Linked DNA regions of Homo sapiens: region 2 is linked to region 1. Evidence: read pairs that join two places in POLR2A ChIA-PET (ENCODE). Cell type or tissue: Caco-2. All regions are shown on one strand. Each heading gives the region's core, and the rest is flanking DNA. Links, peaks and the distances in the headings are about the cores only.

Evidence for each region. ChIA-PET counts read pairs that join two places held together with the same protein. Peaks named below come from ENCODE experiments on the same cell type or tissue, not always from the same donor. Only the 100,000 strongest peaks of a DNase experiment are listed, where the experiment ranks them.
Region 2: POLR2A ChIA-PET joins it to region 1 with 11 read pairs; 2 of 35 experiments call an interaction of 5 or more read pairs at or near these places.

The regions. Positions count from the first base shown.
Region 1 is chr6:47,512,887-47,517,886 of GRCh38, forward strand. The region is part of intron 2 of CD2AP (CD2 associated protein); the gene reads left to right. Among named protein-coding and RNA genes, the nearest start is that of CD2AP-DT, 37 kb to the left of the region's middle. In Caco-2, for the core only: no CTCF peak of the experiment used is centred there; no DNase peak of the experiment used is centred there.
Region 2 is chr6:47,394,631-47,402,323 of GRCh38, forward strand. It overlaps LOC105375082 (a long non-coding RNA gene), which reads right to left and starts at 2,768. Exons shown (of 3, transcript XR_926865.4): 1 at 2,419-2,768; 2 at 796-862. In Caco-2, for the core only: no CTCF peak of the experiment used is centred there; no DNase peak of the experiment used is centred there.

The DNA of each region.
Region 1 (5,000 bases), core at 1-5,000:
AATTGTTTCACATTGCACCTTTTCTTTATATTTAATGTGAGATTTCAACATGGATACATAATGTAGTTGCATCTGTTACAAATGGGTTTTATAACACTAGTTAGCTTATAGGTAATTAGTAGAGAGAAATGATGTCAGGACAATGAGAAAGTGTGTTAGTTTATTTTCTAGGTAAGAAGAGCTGTAATAAAGATTGTAGGATTATGACTTCAGCAAGAAAATGGAAGCAGCTTGGAGTTCTTTTGAATCTGAATACCTTTTTTTTTTTTTTTTCTTCTTTTAAAGTAACCATCTGTATCTCTAAGGGTATCTTCCTCAAAGTTTACAGTTCTGGCATTGAGGGCTCTTAAATCCTGGTGCTCACTTTCACTGTCTCAGCATCCATAAGCCAACCAACATTCCCACTTAATTGTTTTTTGTTTTACATTTTTAATAGCTACTGAAGAATTCTTCAGTCATGACTGCTTGGGCAGTCTAAGTTATTGCCTATCTATGTAGGTTCTAGTTATTATTTGTTTTCGTTTATAGTGTTGAGGTCCCAAACTGCATAGGTTTTTGCATAAATTGAGTGGTCTGCAAACTCTATTTTTTATATAGTCACTGGTATTTTTAGTGTTTGATTTTGAAGTTTTCACATAATAAGTGGTATTTTAGTGTTTTTTTTTCTCCCAGAATGCATGGTGTTTAAGACTGCACATACAGTATTATAGGAGAGACACCTTTACTACTACTTTCTAATCTCTGCATAGTATTCCATTGTCCGGCTAAGTATTACATATTTTTTGGATATTTAGGACTTTTTTTCAATTTTTAGCTATTAAGAAATTTTTAGCTATTAGAACTTCAGTAAACATCTTTTTTGGGGTATGTGTACAGCTGAAGATTTGCTGACTCCTAGGGTGTGCACATGTTCAACTATACTAGATGTTGTCTGATTTCTCTCTCAAGTAATTATACCAATTTAAAAACGTCTGATACCATCAGACTTTAAAAAAAATTTTTTTTTGGGGGGGGGGCTAGCCTTACAGATGTACAGTAGTATCTACCATGTTGTGTTTCATTTTCATGATTACTAGTGAAGCTAGGCATCTTTTCACATTTCAGTTCCTTGTGTACAGCTTGTTCAGGATATTTCTTCTATTTTTCCTTTGAGTTCTTGTTCATATTCTAGTTAATTTCTAGTAGTTCTTAATGTATTTTAACCAATAGACTTTTGTCTTCCTTCTGCTTATGTATTCCTCGTAAATGCTTTTTGTGACTTGTCTAAGTATAAACAACTTTACTATTAGCTGTAAAATTTTCATTTTTAGTATGTCATCAATCTTTTTTTGTGTTTAGTATGATTAAATGTTTTTCACTTGGAAAGATATGAATAGTCTACTTCATTGATCTTTTTTAAGTCATTTCATTTTTATTTTGTAGCTACAAATCATAAACTATACCTCATTAATTTGTTATGTTTAAGAAGTAAGCTAAAACTGAGGAGAAACCAGGCTAACTTAGCAGATATTACTACATTCTTAACTTCAATGTTTTAGACTAAAGTAGAGAATAAAGATTTATTTGTGGGTATAACTTTGATTCAGTATCAATGTCTTGGCTAGTTCATATTTGGCACTTGGTTGTTGGAGTTGCTACTTTGTAATTGAGATAAAACAAAATAAACACATTCCAGTAAACAAATGCTTAGTTGACTGTGACATATTTTGGGGTGTGGTGAGAAGAATCTTTCCCACAATTTATTTTATTGGGGGAAATAACAGTGTAAAACAGGATAAATTGTAATGCCTTACATGACTGAATGGCAGACATGTGATAAGATGATAGGTGTTACAGAATCTTTGAAAAAATGTCTTTCAGAAAGGGGATTAAAAGTAAAACTAGGCTGGGCGCAGTGGCTCACACCTGTAATCCCACCCTTTTGGGAGGCCAAGGCAGGTGGATCACCTGAGGTCAGGAGTTGGTGACCAGCCTGGCCAACACGGTGAAACCCAGTCTCTACTAAAAGTACAAAAATTAGCCAGGAGTGGTGGCACGCACCTGCAATCCCAGCTACTCGGGAGGCTGAGGCAGGAGAATTGCTTGAACCCAGGAGGCGGAGGTTGCAGTGAGCCAAGATCACTCCACTGCACTCCAGCCTGGGTGACAGAGTGAGAGTCCGTCTTAAAAAAAAAAAAAAAAGTAACACTGAATTGGTTCTTAAGGTAGAAAGTTATAGGAGTACTGAGTGCATTGTAGGTCTGGCAAAGGTATTAGATAATTTATGATAAAAAGATAATTAGGCAGACTACTTTGGCTGAATGAAAGTTTTCATATGGGGGAGTAATGGGATTTAAGACTAAAAGCATGGGTTAAAGTAGGGGGTACAGTATATTTTGAAGATTGCTTAAAGATATTTAAAACTATTTAATAAATTAATCTGAATGAGAAGGAAAGGTTTTCCAGAAGATAGAGTTGGGGCTATAAAGTATAATAGAGATCAGAGTGCTACATTGAGAGTGGAAATGAAGGGGATAGATAATAGGCTAATAACACTTTATATCTGTATGAATACTTTGCATATTCACATACGTTATCTCACTTTATTCTCATGTCTTTGAAAATTAGGCATAGGGAATGTGTCATTCTTACCCAAAGTCTTGCTGGTAATATGGGCTAAAAACTTGATCATAGTTAACTCTATGACAGGCCAATGCCAGGGCTCTTTTTAGATGAAAAAATGCATCTATGGTATGTGCTAGTTATTAGAGAAATGTGATCATTCTGTAACGTCCTGTGCTTTTGAGGCTGTTGGGGCAAGTGATATAAATCCTAGTCATTGAAATTTTCCAGTAGCATCAGCATAGTTGAAAGATCTTAGCATTATAAAATTAAAAGTGCTTTTGATCACTTTCAGATTTGACCCTGGAAAAGGAAAAAAAAAATCAAACTGTTTCTCAAATTGCAATTTGATGGAAGTAAATTTTTTTTTTTAAACTAAACTCAAGAAATTTCAGAAGAAAGACACTTGACGTAAAGGAAATTCAAAGACTAAAGATGGAATGCAAAATATGTGGGAAAAAAAGTAAAAATACAGGTAATTAGAAAATGAAGCTTGGCTTGAAATGCATAGGTTTCTAGATAACTTTGTAAAATGCATTTAATCATTGTGTTCTGCCTCTATCCCTGGAAATTTTGCTGAAAACCAAGATTTTATTATACAGTTTAAGGAAATTAGGAAGTTCATTTTGTAAGTCAGGATAGTTTACATTGTGGTACCAACATCAAAATCTCAGTGGTGGCGTAGCACAAGGAAAGACTACATCCTTTCATGCAAAGTTTGGTCCAGCTAGCCAAGTCACTGTGCTGCTTTTCATGTGGCGGCACAACCTTCTGGGCTGCTTTAGTCTTGTGGCAAGTCATTGTCAATTTGTGCTTTTGTAATTTTTGAGGACAGAGCAACAGAGCATAGAAAATCACGTTCCAGTTTTAAATGCTTCCCTCTGGAAGTGGTCCATATTACTTTTTCATTTCATTGGCCCATAGCAATGATGTGGTCATGTGTACTATCAAAGGGGCAGAAAAATATGATCTTGCTTTATATGCAAAAGAACAGTAGAACTAGAGCATTAGTAATGCCTATCACACCCAGTGTGTGTGTTGACTGGTACTCATGAAGGTCTTTTCATGATGTGCAATGGATGCTTTGTTTACTTGATTTTATAGCTTCTGGATTGAGAGAAGATCCTGAATTGGTTAGAATTGGGCAGTAATACTGGAACAGAAAGTTAGAGATGACACCAGATAAAATAAATTTTCCCATTTATATACTTCCCATTTTTTTTTCAGTGTGAGTGACAAATGATGTTTTAGTTTGCTTATGAAAAGTTAGAAAACAGGACAGTGGAGGCTGAGATTTTTAGTTTCAGAGTAATTGAGATGTAAATAGGAAAGTCATGGACAATCAACTGTTATTCTTTATTAAAGTTAGATCATAGCATATGATTTTATATTTAGTGCAGCACTTCAGTGTATATCAATTCTATAGTTTTTTATTTCTGCCAATATGAGTTAGTTGCTGGTAGTTGTCCCCTCCAAATCTCATGTTGAAATGTGATTCCTAATATGGGAGGTGGGGCCTGGTGGGAGGTGATTGACCCATGGGGGCTGATCTGGCATGAATGATTTAGCGCCATGCCCTTGGTAATAAATGAATTCTCACCCAGTTCACTTGGGATCTGGCTATTTAAAAGAGTTTGGAACCTCCCTCCTCTTTCTCTTGTTCCTGCTCTCACTATGTGATGCGCCTGCTCCCCTTTCTTCTTCTGCCATGATTGGAAGCTTCCTCAGGCCCTCACCAGGAAGAGATGCTGGAGCCATGCTTGTATAGCTTGCAGAACTGTGAGCCAATTAAACTTCTTTTTTTTTTTTTTTGGAGGCGGTTTCTTACTCTGTCACCCAGGCGGGAGTGCAGTGGTGCGGTGCGATCACAGCTCGCTGCAGCCTCGACTTTCTGGGCTCAAGCGATCCTCTCACCTCAGCCTGACAAATAGCTGCGACTACAGGTGTGTGCCACCATGCCTGGCTAATGTTTTTTCTATTTTTTGTGGAGGTGGGGTTTGCCATGTTGCCCAGGCTGGTCTTGAACTTCTGGGCTCAGGTGATATGCCTGCCTTGACCTCCCAAAGTGCTGAGATTGCAGGCCTAAGCCACCGCGCCTGGCCCTAAACCTCTTTTTAAAATAAATTACCCAGCCTCAGATACTTCTTTATAACAGCACAGGAACAGACTAATAATAGTTGCCAAGTCTTCATGATATTTCTTTATCATCTTTTAGATCTTTTGATGGATATAGACAATCTGGTATATAGTTTAGGTATTTAGACTTTGGAGCCTGGCAGACTTGTGTTTCCCTGGGTAAGTTATTTAGTATTTATGAGATTTTTACCACCACCTCTATCTGCTGAAAAAAGGGATATTAATAGTATTTATCTTATAGTGTTATGAGTATCCAATGAGAT
Region 2 (7,693 bases), core at 1,361-6,360, 120 kb before region 1:
TAATGAAAATAATAAATCTTTCAAGCCAATTAATTTATTATAAACATTATGTTATGCTGTAGATTCTCTCTACTTGCAGTAGTTATATTCTATAAAGTTTCAGTGAATACCAAATTAGCAAATACTGATCAATTGCTCAAAGGGAAAATACAGAGTTGGATTCCTGTGAGTCTCAGGTCACAATATTTTCATCAATTGATCACACATAACCTTGTATTATGTGTATTCCTGTTTTAAGGCACCTTATTTAATTAACACTGGACTCATGGTCATCAGCACTATAATTCTTACCTGAATAAAGCTTATCTAATGCAACCTATTTTCTCTGTAAGGCGTATCATAACCCTTGTGTGCTTAGGACCATTTTCCTTTTTTCTTTATTTGAGACAGACTCTCGCTCTGTCACCCAGGCTGGAGTGCAATGGTACGATCTCTGCTCACTGCAACTTCCGTCTCCCCAGTTCAAGCGATTCTCCTACCTCAGCCTCCAGAGTAGCTGGGAATTACAGGTGCGCGCCACCATGCCCGGCTAATTTTGCATTTTTAATAGAGACTGGTTTGACCATGTTGGCCAGGCTGGTCTCGAACTTCTGACCTCAAGTGATCCACCCACCTCAGCCTCCCAAAGTGCTGGGATCACAGGCATGAGTCACCACCATGCCCAGCCAGGAACATTTTCAAAAGCAAAATTACCACCAAAAAGCACAAAAACGTGAAAAAACATAGCACTAAATAGACCTCAAAGAGAATACTTGCTTACAGTATGAGGGCCAGAACAAGAAAGCAGAGGATTACCTCATTCAACCTCAGCCGAGAAATGTGAACATCAAGCAACTCAAATTTTTCACCATTCTATGCATGTCTGCAAATAACCAAGAAAGTGCCATGAATATTGATTTGGAAGTTACAAATAAATTTTAACAAGTAAGCAAATTCATACATAAATATCTATGAATAATAAGAGTTGGCTCCATGTACTTATGCAGATCAGTGACGCAAATTATAAACTGCAACAATATCTAAACAAGACTCTATTATTAAAACCTAATAATTTGCAGGTAACCATTCAAGTGACAGATATCAACTGCCTTCATCTCTGCTGAGACTTGTTGTCTTGTAGCATCTAGCTGAGGATGGTCACTCAAAGATCCCATGCACTTGGCAGATAGAAATTTTGCACCTTCTATCTGGAAAATCCCAGGCCTCGTGGGTCTCCCTTTTATCTTTCAACGTAAAATTTAGTCAAGGCATTTTTGTTTTCAATAAATTTTCTCTATTTAAAGAAACCAGCACCATGTAGATGAGCTACACAGGCTGGGGTCTTTGAATAGATTATTAAAATTCCACTTCACTTATTTTTTGATGTGAATAATCTCGGAATTCTAGTTTTGGAAAGGGCCATGTATATACATTTAATTGGTTTAATTCATCCCTGTGTAAGGGAGAGTAAATTTTAGAAAAGCCATTTTTAAAATGTGACATTGAAGAAAGGAGTTAGCAAATTGAAATCAAGCCTACCACTTTAAAGCTTTAAGAACTGATATTTAATATTTTCTCAGGTTTAGTCCTCAAAGATGGATTACCCCAACCATTTCTGCCAGGAATGTGAACTAAGAGATTTGGAAAAGCCAGCAATCATCTCATAGCATATTTACACCTTCTATATACCTATCAAACAAACAACAAAACTTTAAGTACCATGTTTACTGAAGCTTTTTTAAATTACAGAAATTGTATGTATGGACATGATCTTTTAAAGCCTATTTATTTTTAATTATCTCATTCATGCTATATATCTCATTCACACTCTTTCTTTTTGGGTTTTTTTTTCTTATGATTATTCTCAAGTCCTAAATCATTTCAAGATAAAATTGTAAGAAAATGCACTAGCTCCAAGGACCTTGTGGAAAGTCTCCTAGAAACTCATTGGTATGGAAAGGATGAATATTGAATGAGATGAAAACAGTTGCTTTGGCGGAGTCCCAGAAGATTTAAATGCATAAACATAAGCCTTGTGATGTTTGAGAGCCACAATAGCCAATATAAATAAATCATATGTAAAACAGTAACTTGAAAAAAAATGGAAAAAGAGATGGAAAAATGAAATAAATTACTTTTATCAAAATGTTTCTCAAATAATGGTAGGGGAGATAAGGTGATAAATAATAGATTGGCTATTTTTAAGAGGCCTTAGTAACAGTCTAAGTACATAGTGTTAAATTTCTGAATTTTTAACCACAGAAAGTCTATCCTTAGATAATCCATGTTGATTGTTTGCCTGCCATTTGAATTAACACACACACGCATTGTTCAATCCAAGTATTTTAAGTTTCCTTTTAAGAAGGCTTGCTAAATGGAAAACAACATTGATTGTTGGATTAGTTTACCCAAACAATGGGGACCAGGCAAAATGCTTACCTTTTTGATGCAGCCATATTTATGGGCTCTTGCTTTCACCTTTGTATTCAATGGCATTGACAAAATCTCAAATGCAGCATAGTAGATAGAGTCAAATGAGCTGACTGCCCTTGGCAGCAACATCCAAAACTGAAAAACATGATATGATATGTCTTAAAAGCAAGATCATTACTGTGTTTTTGAGTTTGGGAAAGAAGGAAGGTAGAAATCCCAGTGTAGGAAAATGAGTATCCAAAGAAACGGAGAGGACTAGAACTAACTTTGGGTTCTAAAGGAGTACAGGTCAAATAAGGATTCCTTCTTCCCTTCCTTTTTTCCTCCCTCCCTCTCTCCTTCACTTCCTTTCTTCCACTTCACAAATTTCCTGTTTTAAACATAAGCTTTTAAATTTTTTCAACTGAAGTACCAGGAGGTTCCTCCTCTTTGAAACCTAGAGTAATTAATCAATTAGAGGAAAGAAGATAATTCAGCTCATTCCAAATCAGTCTGGAAAATTTGCATTGTCCTACATGGCTATACATATTACTTTGTGAGAAAAATGAGATGGGGTAACCTAATTGCCTTTTATTTAAAAATGAGTTGGCCCATTTTCAAAATATTATTCAAATGTCTCAAGAAACCATTGAGAATAAGAAATAAGCCTCCTTCAAATCACATGTCAGGAATAGGAAGGTCAATGCATCCTTCACCTCTGAGACTGACACAAATGGCACATACAAGGGCACTTTTCTTTTCTTCTCTTTAAGTGATGCATAGTTTCCAAGTCAGAACTGATTTGTAAACAATGTAATCCTGAAGAATCAACACAGAAGAAAAAGAAGATGGAGGGCAGATAGATGGGTGGAAGGGTCAGACATTATCAAATTGCTTTCCTGTCCCTGTGATTCCCTGAGCTCCAAAAGTCTGTTTTTATTAACCCAGTTTCAGTCCAATTATCTTTTTAATTGTTCAAATTTACCCTTGGCTAGGGTATCCAAAAGCTTTAATTTCTTTCTAAAATTACCTCATTTTTTGTGTCTTTAGAAGCACATGTAACATGTGACTATGTTAGGAGCAGAGAGAAAGGCAAGATGTGAGTAAGTAGCCTTTAAAAGATCTGCGGGAACATCAAAATATCTGTCTTCAAATGGCCCTACTCTTTTAAACATCACTGAGGCCAGCACAAGCAAAGTACAAGTGCCTGACCAGGTGCTCCTAACTACATGAAAGGCCAGAGCACAAAAAGTCAGGCTGTACCTTATATATGGTCAGACTTCGCATTTGGAAAAAATACTTAATACCTTTAGTGCCCACTTTTATTGACTAGATTTTTACTTACAGACTTATGCTCATTTTAACTGGTAAAATTATACTAAAATATATAGCAAAAAGATTAGTAATCTCTCTCTTCATTGCCTCCACTCTCACTCCCAGCCAACACTCCCCAACCCTTCCATTTTCACATCAACACCTTGATCGCCAATTAAGCCAAATGTACTAGCTCAAGAGTACCTGCTAGTGTCATGTGGTGCAGGCTGGAATTTAGGGCAGACAGGAAGCAGTTGCAGGGGCCCCTTCTCTGTGGATGGACAAGCCTAGGCTAAGTACAACTGGACGCATGGGACACACTGTGGGGCTATGCTCCAGAAAAGGGACCCTATCTCCCTATGACTCTTCCTTTTTATGGGGCAAGTAATGGAATGCTCTTGCAAATGGGGCAAGATAATCCAAGCTTGGGTATCAAAAAGGTGAGCATGGGTGCTAGCTGTTTATAGGATTCTAGGACAATGATTTGGATTCTAGCACCTGGTAGCCTTGTCAGAAATTGAGATGGAATGCAGATCCACTCTTCCCCATGCAGAGGAGAAGTCCCTGGCCAAGCTAGCTTATCTCCAAAAACACAAAGTGAGACTTGGGGGCCAAAGATCCAAGAATTCTGCCTGTCTCTCCAGAGTAACTTATGTTAAAATCTTTCTTTGTGTTTATCTAGATATGTGTATCAATAGTCTATGTATTTGTAGATATATATGTGTATATCTCTGTGTGTATATATCCTCCATATATATCTGTATGGTATACTTATGTGACACACACAACACAAATGAAAGGTTTTTTAATATTATTAAAACAAGAAAATGGGATCATACTAAACCCATTATTATGCAGCCTCTTTTTTCATTTAGTGTATCTTGACTTTCCCTGGTTAAAGTTGAAAAACTAAGGGCCATGAAGAGAAAATGAGTCATCTATCACTAGGAACTAGTTAGTGACTGGGCAGAATCAAAATCTTTATGCCTTCATCCGCTAAACTGCCTGCCTTTGACTCTACCCTCACATGCTTGAGGTGGGTTTCGTAGATTCAAAATCCTTTGCTGGTACAAAGCTTTCCAATTCCTGCTCCTCTGCAGAAGTGCATTACTATTCCAGATCCTGCAGGGCCAAAGCATTGGACAAGGAGTCTTCCTTTATGTTCCTAACTATTCAAAGGAAGACAAGCCTCAGGAAGCTCCCTGGACCCATAAGTGTCAGATGCCCCAGAGGGAGAGTAAATAAGTGATGGAAAGAGGCTGACTCTCTGAAAATTCTGTACTCTCTAATCCTTGTCACAAAGTTTGTATATATCTAATATCTATCTGTTTATCTTAGTGGAAGATAGCATGAACCTCAAAGATCACTACAGAAGATTCATCTATTCTTGGCACAATGCTATGTCTCAGTTTAGGGGAGTGTTTTCTCCATGTCTATTTTATTAGTCAATATAATTTAAACCAAAATATCAGGGGGAAATTGTCAGACATTACATTGTAATTTTTAGGATCATTTAAGAATGGAGACTATGTAAACCCATAACAAACTCCCGGTGCATATCAAGATTAACATGTATATAAGCTCTTCCAAAGAAACTGTCAAATATATTGCGACTATTGAGAAACAATGTTCTACAAACAACTGGTCTCCCTGCTTCTTCCCTTACCTCCCCTCAGTATGTTCTCAGCACAGCAGCTAGATTGATTGTTGTTAAAATAGAACACACATCATGTCATTCTACTCAACTCCAATCTTCCCAAGTGATTCCAATCTATACTATAACAATCATAAAGCTAAGTACTTTGAAGAAAAATAAAACAGGATCAGAGACTGGAGAGTGATGGGAGGTGCCATTTCAGACAGTCATAAGAGAAGGCCTCTCTGAATAGGTGACATTGGAGTCTAAATCCAGTGAGGGACTAAGACTTGCAGCTATGTTAGGAGCCAAGGGAAAGGCAAGATTTGAGTAAGTAGTCAGTAAATACGGCTACCTCAACAGCCCATTATCATTATAGAAATGTACTCCTGTACATTATATAAGTGAATAGATATGAAGGACACAGAGCTATGGCTAAGTGTCTAGGAAATGAAAATAACTTAGACACTTAGCCATAGTACTGAATCCTTCATATCTATTCACCAAAAATTCCATTAAATGAAAACTTTCTATGTAGCAGATGCTGTTGACCCTCATCTCCCTTAGAGTAAATGCTCAAGTATTTTCAATGGCCTAACAGTCCTACCCACTCTTCCCTGCCTCCAACCTGCTCTCTCCCCTCCCCAGCTTCATCTCTGACCCTGTTTCCTATCATTCTCTCCCTCTGTCATTCAACTCAGACATACTGGCCTCCTTGGTGTTCTTAGAATACTCCAGTCATACTCCAACTTGAGAACTGGCATACTTGCATTTTCATTTGCCCAGTGTGCCCATCACCCACATGTCTTTTGTGACTCACTCTTTTGACTTTTCATTGTCTTCACTCAATGTTGTTTTTGCCTAAGTCCTTTTCTGGCTAGCCTTTCTAAAATTGCAGCCCTACCCATCGCACCCTTCGTAAATTCCTTACCCACTTTCCCTGCCTTTTTTTCACCTTAGAAGTTAACACCATCAGCATGCTATACTCGTATCTAATTTTCTTGTCTCCCCATGAGGGCTGAGAATTTTGTCTGTTTTGCTCCTGCTGCATTGCCAGCCACTAGGACAGTGCCAGGCAACATGATATGCACTCTAGAACCACTTGTTGAATGAATAAATAAATGTTTGACAAATTTACTCAATAAAATGATCAGTTTTTCAACAGTACTTAGCATTCCAGTGGGTCACCAGAACCAAAGAAACTGAAAGCAAATTTTTTCCAGAAAAAAGTATTCCAAGTGACATGAGAGTTAACCCTAGGCTTAGTCTAGGACAGAGCAAATGCACTGTGCATTTCCTATATCAGAGATAGCCAGGATCCAGGGAGGTTTCAGGGTTCAGACATTAAGCCAGCCAAATATTCTAAGGGGGACCAAGATAAGAACAAAGTCTTTGTACTGAGTGGTGCCCAGGTGAAGGGCTGTGTAAGTCTTACTAGGAAGAAATTGCCTCTATGAGACTTCTTAGAGGATAGACATTGTTATTGTGTTGGCCCCCAATAGAGTCATTTAAAAACTTCCATCGTCGGGGGTTCATACCTGCTCTTTTCTCTTCTTCCTCATGCTTTACAATTAGCATTCTCTCAACTCTGCCTTCTCAGGAAACTTGCTGCCCTTCTTGTAGAAGGGTGGACGGGACCTGTTCATATTTACTGGAATGTGAATGGAGTAGACCCTGGTAACCCCATTGCTTCACCACAACCAGATGGGAAATTGGTCTCACCCACCCACTGGGGGAATCCTTCGAGAATCTTCATTCTTTTGTTACCATCCTGCGGCACATCTGACACTCCGTGGTGTTCAATAAATGCTGGCTCAAGAGCTAATGATCTATTATTAATGACTTGGGTCAACATAGAGCCTTTACTCCAGAGTTCTTTGCAAGACTGTGGGCATTGTACCTTGTTGGTAATTAGATTATGCCCTAGGGATCTCTGTTTGAAAGGAGGCCTGTCTCAAATGTCATGTTTCAGAATCCTAATTATAAAAATCCATAATTGACTGCCTCCTTAAGAACAACGAGAATGATGGCTTGTGTGCCCCAAGAAGGATGTGCAAGAGGAACACAAACAAGGAAGTGTTGCTGTAGAGAAATGAGATTTTTAAATGTCCTGGGAAAACTTGGTGCTATGGTGCACTGGAGTAAACCCTGCAAATATAAAAACCAAACTGGGAACAAGGCTCATCAATGCTTATGCAAATACTCTCAGGGAAAGCACTCTAAATCTAATACTGGGTCCCCCGAGATGTCGGGGAAGTTTGAAGATAATCACTTGCGACACTCAGGCTTTTCTTGAGACCCAGTTTTAAACAACTGACCTTAGTTCTGAGCTGGATGGATGCCAAAATTGAG